2 separate regions of the Homo sapiens genome follow, and region 2 is linked to region 1. Evidence: read pairs that join two places in POLR2A ChIA-PET (ENCODE). Cell type or tissue: Caco-2. All regions are shown on one strand. Each heading gives the region's core, and the rest is flanking DNA. Links, peaks and the distances in the headings are about the cores only.

What was found. Peaks named below come from ENCODE experiments on the same cell type or tissue, not always from the same donor. Only the 100,000 strongest peaks of a DNase experiment are listed, where the experiment ranks them.
Region 2: POLR2A ChIA-PET joins it to region 1 with 15 read pairs; 2 of 35 experiments call an interaction of 5 or more read pairs at or near these places.

What each region holds. Positions count from the first base shown.
Region 1 is chr12:116,695,704-116,700,088 of GRCh38, reverse strand. LINC03088 (long intergenic non-protein coding RNA 3088) reads right to left here. Exons shown (of 2, transcript XR_007063473.1): 2 at 1,910-2,234. Among named protein-coding and RNA genes, the nearest start is that of LINC03088, 36 kb to the right of the region's middle. In Caco-2, for the core only: a CTCF peak has its summit at 2,568 (motif pointing right); a DNase peak (open chromatin) is centred at 2,588.
Region 2 is chr12:116,590,559-116,594,943 of GRCh38, reverse strand. No RefSeq gene overlaps it. Among named protein-coding and RNA genes, the nearest start is that of MAP1LC3B2, 33 kb to the right of the region's middle. In Caco-2, for the core only: no CTCF peak of the experiment used is centred there; DNase peaks (open chromatin) are centred at 2,383 and 4,183.

The DNA of each region.
Region 1 (4,385 bases), core at 224-4,223:
AGGAGTTTCTCCTGGATGAATGAGGATTCTTCAAGCTACTTCACATAAACAATGCAGCAGATAAAGGTTTGCCTTCAGATAAGGATGTGCTAAGGAAGATGGGGGAGAAGGTAAGGGGTATCTAGAAATGTCTCCGCCAACCTTGAAGGTAAAAGTCACATTGGTCCTGCCTTCAGACACCCCAGGACCCAGATGAAATTAATTACATCCCCACCCCTGATCCCTGGCCTCTCATTCCCCAGTTGTAGGCATCCAGGTGACCATGAGCTCCATCCATGGAGAACTGAAGGGTCCTCGAACTATCCAGAAGGCAGGACTCAAAAAAGGGGAATGAATTCCCCAAGACGGAATCTCCAAACGGGGTGGTGGCGGCTGGAGAAGGGGAAATGTTTTGGACGAACTGCAGCAGAAGGCTGACCTTGCAATCCTTAGGAAAACGGAGTAAAATGGGAGAAAGATTCTATTGGGTTTTGTTTTGAGACGGAGTCTCACTCTGTTGCCAGGCTGGAGTGCAGTGGTGCGATCTTGGCTCACTGTAACCTCTGCCTCCTAGGTTCAAGTGATTTTCCTGCCTCAGCCTCCCAAGTAGCTGGGATTACAGACATGTGTCACCACGCCTGGCTAACTCTTATATTTTTAGTAGAGACGGGGTTTCACCATGTTGGCCAGGCTGGTCTCGAACTCCTGACCTCAGGTGATCCACCCGCCTCAGCCTCCCAAAGTGCTGGGATTACAGGTGTGAGCCACTGTGCCCGGCCTCTATTGGGTTTTGACATTGTCAAATTATCTTCTATACTGAGAGATTAAATTCAAATTCCCTTTCCTTGAATAACCTTTCTAATGGGCCGGGCATGGTGGCTCATGCCTGTAATCCCTGCACTTCGGGAGGCCGAGATGGGAGGATTGCTTGAGGCCAGGAGTTCATGATAAGCCTGGTTAACATAGAGAGGCCCTATCTCTATCTAAAGAAAAAAAATCCTTTCTACTGACCAGAGACACTTCTTTGGAGACCTTCATTTGGGGCCTAGACACTTAATAACAGTAATGACACCATGGGAAAAGAGCTGTCCAATCAACAACTGGGAATGGGGTAGTTTGGCCTGCAGAGCGGGAAAATCATAGGCAGATGCAACAGACCGCTGAATGCAGAGGTCTGCAAACTGTTTTCATAAAGGGCCAGACAGTAAAAATATTTCCAGCTTTCTAGGCCTTATACTTTCTCTAGCAGTCACTTAACCCTGCTGTTTTAGCTTGAGAGTAGCCAGAAACAATATGTAAACCAATGAGCATGGCTGTATTCCAATAAAACTTTAAAGAAAGGTCAAGGGCTGGATTTAGCCCTTGGGCCATAGTTTGCCAACCCCTGGCTTAGCAGACCAGCCTCAATTGCTCAAACTCCTTTCCCTGTGTTGTTCTTTATTTTAGAGGCTAAGTGCTAGAAAAGCTGGAATCTTCTTCTAAATGCTCCTAAATGCAGGTTGCAGAAAAACCATGAAAGGCCACCTTCAGAGAAGGACATTGACCAAGTAGAAGCAACAGGAATTTGGATTTCTATCCGTACAACAGATGCTCAGAAATGACAATTGTATGCTCTTCCCATTGTCCCTCAATGGAAGGCTGGGTGTTTTAATTAGCTAATGTTGGCAAATTGCTTTGAAGAAAATTGTAAAATGTTTCATCCTACAAGTGCCAAGAGTCTTAATTAGCTTTCCTTAAAGATACCACCTGGAAATGTGATATTGTGTTGCTTGAGGTCCAAGCGTGCAAGAATAACCTGCAGATGAAAAACCGGTTTTTAAGCAAACATCACCGAATAAATGGATCTCTGCATCGACGTCACATTTTCTTCCTCCGGCTGAATCTGATTCCCAGCAGCTGGGGTATTAAACCCCACAAATGGAGGTTGTGGTGGTGGTGGTGGTGGTTTTATTCTGCGAGAGCCTGGTGACAACGGGGGCATGAAACAAATTAACCCATCTATTTGTTGCCGCCGCCGTTGCCTTTAGGATTTTTAGCCTGTGCACTGGAGGCCCGGCTCTGGCGTGTCAAGGTTACAGAGAAGAGGAGGCTGGCAGCCACTCAATCATACAGCAGGGCTGGCTCTCAGATAACCCGGTCGGGGAGAGATGTGTGCATGCTCTGTCGCTCTTAACAGCTGGATAATGAATTTGCACTCCAACACTCTTGTTTCTTGTGGTGGCAGCCACGACAGCAGCAGCATCTGATCTGTGTCACTGTCAGAAGCAAGTGAGATGTAGTTAATATGGACCTTAGCCACTGAGATGCATTGATTTGGAATCTCTGGCCTCTGACAAAGTCCCCGCTAAGTTGGTGGGGCCAGGCCCCGTGTGAGAGGAGGTGGCAGGGTTTAGGGGGAATCAGGGGTCAGGATTCCTCAGTCTTGGCACTAGTGACATTCGGGGCTGGGTGACTGTGGTGGGGGCTGTCCTGGGCACTGCAGGACGTTCAGCAGCATCCCTGACCTCTCCACCCCCTAGATGCCGGTAGGAGCCAGCATCCCCAGCTATGACAACCCCGAATGTCTCCAGACATGGCCTAGTCTCCAGTGTCCTCTGGGGGGCACAATCGCCACTAGTTGAGAGCCACTGGCTTAGGGTTAGAAGCAGGGCTTGGAGTCCCTTTTGTCAAGGACACACCTGGAGCAGGGACCTCATGGAAAGTCAGCTCCAAGGTGGCTCTTGATTTCTGTCTCGCACCCTCAACTAATCCCTCAGCAAATCCCTTCTAGAAGCTACAGCCTGGATGGCGCAGTCTTTTTTTTTTTTTTTTTTTTTTTTTTGAGACAGAGTCTTGCTCTGTCATCCAGGCTGGAATGCAGTGGCATGATCTCGGCTCCCTGCTCCCTCCACCTCCCGGGTTCAAGTGATTCTCCTGCCTCAGCCTCCTGAGCAGCTGGGATTACAGGCACCTGCCACCACGCCCAGCTAATTTTTGTATTTTTAGTAGAGACAGGGTTTCAGAATGTTGGCCAGGCTGGTCTCGATCTCCTGACCTCAAGTGATTCGCCCGCCTTGGCCTCCCAAAGTGCTGGGATTACAGGCGTGAGCCATTGCGCCCGGTCCTGGATGACACATTCTGATCCAGACCACACCTTACCACCCTGGGGCTCCTCTTCCCCTTCCAGCCCCTACATTTCTTGCCTAGGTGACCCAGCATCCTCCCACCTAGTCCCCAGCTCCTCTCGGCTCCTCCTAGGCTGTTCTCCTTGCAGCAGCCAAAGGAACCCTTTGGAAGCTTAAGTGAGAGCATCTCTGGCCCTGCTGGGACCCCCAGGCTCCATCACACTTAGGCTGAAACCCCCAGATCTCTCCCTCGAGGCGTGCATGCTCCCACCTGCAGTGAGGGCGCCTCCTCCAACCCCATCCCCTCTGCCTGAGACCTTCCGTCCACAGACATCCTTCATCTGCTCTGGGTCCTTGCTCAAGTGTCCCTCACCGGAGGCCTTCCCTGACCCCTGCCTTGAACAGCAGTCCTCTGTCTTCCCTAGCCCAGGAGTTATCAGCCTGGGCACCAGTGACATTTAGGTCTGGATAATTCTTTGTTGCGGGGGCTGCCCTGTGTGTTGAAGGGTGTTTAGCAGCCCCCCTGGCCCCTACATTCCAGCACCTCCCTCCCCAGATGATGACAACCAAAAGTATCTCTAGACATTTCGAGATGTTCCCTGGGGGGCAACATCGCCCTGATTGAAAACCACTGCTCTATTCCTCCCGCTTTCGTTTCCCTCACGGCACTCTCTGATATCCTGATATCCTCCCGGTTTGGTTGTTTGCTTGTCTTGCTCCCTGGAATGCAAGCTTTGCAAAAGCAGGGACTTAGGTTTGATTCTTGCTCTATCTCCAGGGCTTGAACTAGAGCTTGGCACATTGTAGGTGCTCAATAAATGTGTTGTGTTGAAGGCATGAACTTCGTACTTTTGAACAACCAGGGGAGGTGATGGGGTCATGGAGTTGGGGCAAGACTGGCCTACAGAATGTGCTTTGCTGGTTATAGATGTCTGCTTTCTGCGAGTTCTTACAAATACAGAGAAAATTTCAGGAAACCTCCAGGAAACCTCATCCAGGAACTGCTCTAAGAAATGCTCTGGGGCTGGACACAGTGGCTTACGCCTGTAATCCCAGCACTTTGAGAAGCCGAGGCGGGTAGATCACTTGAGGTCAGGGGTTCAAGACCAGTCTGGCCAAAATGGGGAAACCCCATTTCTACTAAAAATATAAAATATTAGCCAGGCATGGTGGTGTGTGCCTATAATCCCAGGTACTCGGGAGGCTGAGGCAGGAGAATCACTTGAACCCGGGAGGCGTAGGTTGCAGTGAGCTGAGATCGAGCCACTGCACTCCAGCCTCCAGCCTGGGCAACAGAGAGAG
Region 2 (4,385 bases), core at 185-4,184, 110 kb after region 1:
TCTATGTCCCCATGGTGACTGCGGACAGCCCAAGGGGCGGCTCAAGCCCTAGGCTGGGTCTGTGTATCAACCATGTCTTTTGTTTTCTGTATTCTGATGCTTTGACATCTTGGGGCCTTGGTGACCCTGGAAGGACTTCCCCTCCCAGAGCTGTCCAATTCCTGGAGAAAGTGAACAGGTCACCGGAGAGCATGCCTTTCAAATGCAAGCCAATCCCTCCAGAAACCCTACCCCCAGCAGCCTATTTTATTAGACTTTCATAATCTTGGTCACTACCTACCTGCCATAGTCACCCCAGAGCCAGGAACCAGACAACTAAGGGACAGCCCCTATACCTCCAGAGCCTGCTGAAATTATTCAAACGAGCCAATCCTAAACCCACTTACCCTGCCTTGCTTATTTTTTCCTGGGGAAACCACAGTAAAGGCGCTGGCCCATGTTTCCCCACCTCCCCTGCCTCCTGCCCCACCCTAGTGCTGCCTCGTGCAGCCCTGCGTGGTGTGCCATGCTTCCTGTTTTAGGCATCTGTGGACATCATCAACTTCTTCCTTCGTGACAGTCGTTTCCGTGTCTGTGTGTCTTACCAGCCTCGATTAAAACAGATTCCGGGTACCCTTAATGAAGTCTACTCTTTCTGTCTGGGTCTGAGGCAGGTCACTGTGCTCTCCCAGCTACAGCCTCCTCTTCCATGAAATGGGGACAGGGACATCCAGTGGTTGTGAAGATTGAGTAGGTAACAGAAGTGACTTCCCAACAAAAGAAGCCCCTCCCAAGTCCCTCCTTATCTGGCCTGCGTTGTTATTTTAAATGACATTTATTTGCGTTTGAAACAACTTATTGGCCAGGCGCGGTGGCTCATGCCTGTAATCCCAGCACTTTGGGAGGCCGAGGCAGACAGATCACAAGGTCGGGAGATCGAGACTATCCTGGCTAACAGGGTGAAACCCCGTCTTTACTAAAAATACAAAAAATTAGCCAGGTGTGGTGGTCGGTGCCTGTAGTCCCAGCTACTCAGGAGGCTGAGGCAGGAGAATGGTGTGAACCCGGGAGGCAGAGCTTGCAGTGAGCCAAGATGGTGCCACTGCACTCCAGCCTGGGCGGCAGTGCAAGACTCTGTCTCAAAAAACAAAAAACAAAAAACAAAAAACGTATTTATTTATCTCTTTGCCCACTTCTCTCTACTAGAAAGAAGGCTTTTGTTCATTGCTGGGCACTTAGGACCTAGAACAGTGTTTGGCACATAGTAGGTGCTCATTTAACAGTCAGTATGACATGCTCATGAATGTGGCTGGCATTTAGATGTGCATTTATTTTATTTTATTTTGAGACAAGGTCTTGCCCTGTCCCCCAGGCTTGAGTGCAGTGGAACAATCATATCTCCCTGCAGCCTCTACTTCCCAGGCTCAAGTGATCCTCCCACCTCAGCCTCCCAAGTAGCTAAGACTACAGGGTTGCACCACCACACCTGGCTAAGTTTTGTTTTTTTATTTTTATTTATTTATTTATTTTTTTGAGACGGAATCTCGCTCTGTTGCCCAGGCTGGCGTGCAGCGGCACGATCTCGGCTCACTGCAACCTCTGCCTCCTGGGTTCAAACGTTTCTCCTGTCTCGGCCTCCCGAGTGGCTGGGACTACAGGTACATGCCACCATGCTGGCTAATTTTTGTATTTTTAGTAAAGACGGGATTTCACCGTGTTAGCCAGGATGGTCTTGATCTCCTGACCCCGTGATCCGCCTGCCTCGGCCTCCCCAAGTGCTGGGATTACAGGCGTGAGCCACTGCGCCTGGCCTATTTTTTTAATTTTTAGTAGAGACGAAGTCTTGATATGTTGCCCAGGCTGGTCTCAAATTCCAGAGCTCAAGCGATGCTCCTACCTCACCCTCCCAAAGTGTTGCGATTACAAGCATGAACCACTGTGCCTGGCCCATTTCTTTCTTTTTTTCTTTAAGACAGAATCTCGTTCTGTTGCCTAGGCTGGAGTGGTGCAATCATGGCTCACTGCAACCACTGCCTCCTGGGCGGTGCCTCCTCTTACCTCAACCTCCTGAGTAATTGGAACCATGTGCACGAGCCACCACATGTGGCTAATTTTTGAATTTTTTTGTAGAGACAGGTTCTCACTATGTTGCCCAGGCTGGCCTTGAACTCCCGGGCCCAAGCAATCCTCCTGCTTCGGCCTCTCAAAGTGCTGGGATTACAGGTGTGAGCCACTGGCCCAGGCCTAAATGTACATTCTTATTGCTGTCCTTCCGTCTTAGTCTTTTGGGATCTCCTCGTGTTAACTTGTGTGCATTCGGGCCCTTTACAGATTGGAAGCCGTTCGGGGAGGTTCTTATCACTTTTGCTGGCCTATAAAGTGTCCTACTTGTGCACAGGCCCTCAGAACACTTTGTAAACATTAACTTTGTAAATAGCATGCTTTGTGTGCAGCAGCTGGGGCAGGATTTGCTGAAATAAGATGGTTCTGAATAAGGCCAAACCTGTTCTGGAAGGGAGTGGGAGGTTTAAGCACAGAGACCTCAGAGGCCACTGGGCCATTTGCCCAGGGATGTCCAGCCAGCGGCTTAGGGTGGCAGAGATTCCTGGAAGACCGCCCCTCCCTGCACCCCAGGAACGCCTCCCTTTGCCGGGCAGCCCCTGCCCTGGAGTGAGTATTGTTTTGCTCCTTTGGCAGAACTTCCTGGATCAAGTTAAGAAAGTTCGTCTGGCTGCCAGAAGGTTTCTTGTGTGGATTTATTGAGCCCCCACTGAGCAGAGGCGTCGAGGCTGTGAGTTGTAAGACACTAACACTCATTCATTCAGTGGATCCTTTTGAGCATCCCCTCTGATCCAGGTGCTGGAGATACAGGGGCAAGGAGACCAACGAGGGAACAGTGACTCTCACAGAGGAGGTACTTGGCTCAGCATAGACAGCACAGGGTCTGCGGGAGCCAGAAAGGAGGGCTGAGTTCAGACAGGCTTCTTGGAGGAGTCATGCTTCTGTTTATACCCAGGAGTCTTTAAGTTGAAGTTTATAAAACCTCAACTCAAACAGGCTTAAGCCTTAAAGAGAATGCATTGGATCACAGAATGAGTAAAGCCAGGAGTAGGTGGCTTCAGGCACAACTGGATCAAGGGGCTTAAATGAAAATTCCATCTCTTGGTTCTGTCTTTCTCAGTGGGTTGACCTCATTTCCTCCAACAACAGGTAGGATTCCCCCGACTTGGTTTAAAAGATAAGAACTGAAGCTCTCAGCTCACATTCTTCTTCTTCCTTTTTTTTTCTTTTCTTTTTTTTTTTGATTTGCTCTGTCACTCAGGCTTGAGGGTAGTGGTGTGATCTCAGCTCACTGCAACCTCCACTTCCCAGGTTCAAGCGATTCTCGTGCCTCAGCCTCCCAAGAAGCTGGGATTACAGGCATGCGCCACCATGCTTGCCTATTACTATTATTATTATTATTATTTTTAGTAGAGATGGGGTTTCGCCATGGTGGCTAAGTGGTCTCAAACTCTTGACCTCAAGTGATGTACCTGCCTCAGCCTCCCAAAGTGCTGAGATTACAGGCATGAGCCACCACTCCCAGCCTTTCTCTTTCCATTTTTTTGCTTACTTAACTAACACTTACTGAGTGGTGAACAAGAAAATGTGCAACAGTTTATCCTACAGATAAACTTACCTATGTGCCAAAGACACAAGAACGTTCATTATAACATTGTTGCCGGGCGCGGTGGCTCACGCCTGTAATCCCAGCACTTTGGGAGGCTGAGGCAGGTGGATCACGAGGTCAGGAGATCGAGACCATCCTGGCTAACCCAGTGAAACCCTGTCTCTACTAAAAAAATACAAAAAATCAGCCAGGCATGGGGGCGGGTGCCTGTAGTCCCAGCTACTCGGGAGGCTGAGGCAGGAGAATGGCATGAACCCGGGAGGCGGAGCTTGCAGTGAGCAGAGATTGCGCCGCTGCACTCCAGCCTGGGCAACAGAGCAAGAGTCCATCTCAAAAAAAAAAAAAAATCGTTTATACTAATCAGGGACTGGAAATAGCTTAAATATCCACCAACAAGGGACTGGTTATATAAATAATGAACTGTAGTGTCCCCATACACCATAGGCTGGACAGCCTTTACAGAGAATGAGTTAGAGCTACATCAATGCTTCTCACCAGGGGGTGACTTTACTGCCCCAGGGGACATTTGGCAACATCTAAAGACATTCTTCACTGTCACAACTTAGCAGGGTGCTACTGGCATCTAGTGGGTAGAAGCCAGGGATGCTCCTCAATATCTTACAGTGCACAGAACAGACCCACAACACAGAATTATCCAGACAAGGATAAGCACCAGATTTGTACTTATAATACAGAAATCTCTAAGATATGTTAATTTTTTAAGAAACACAGTAGA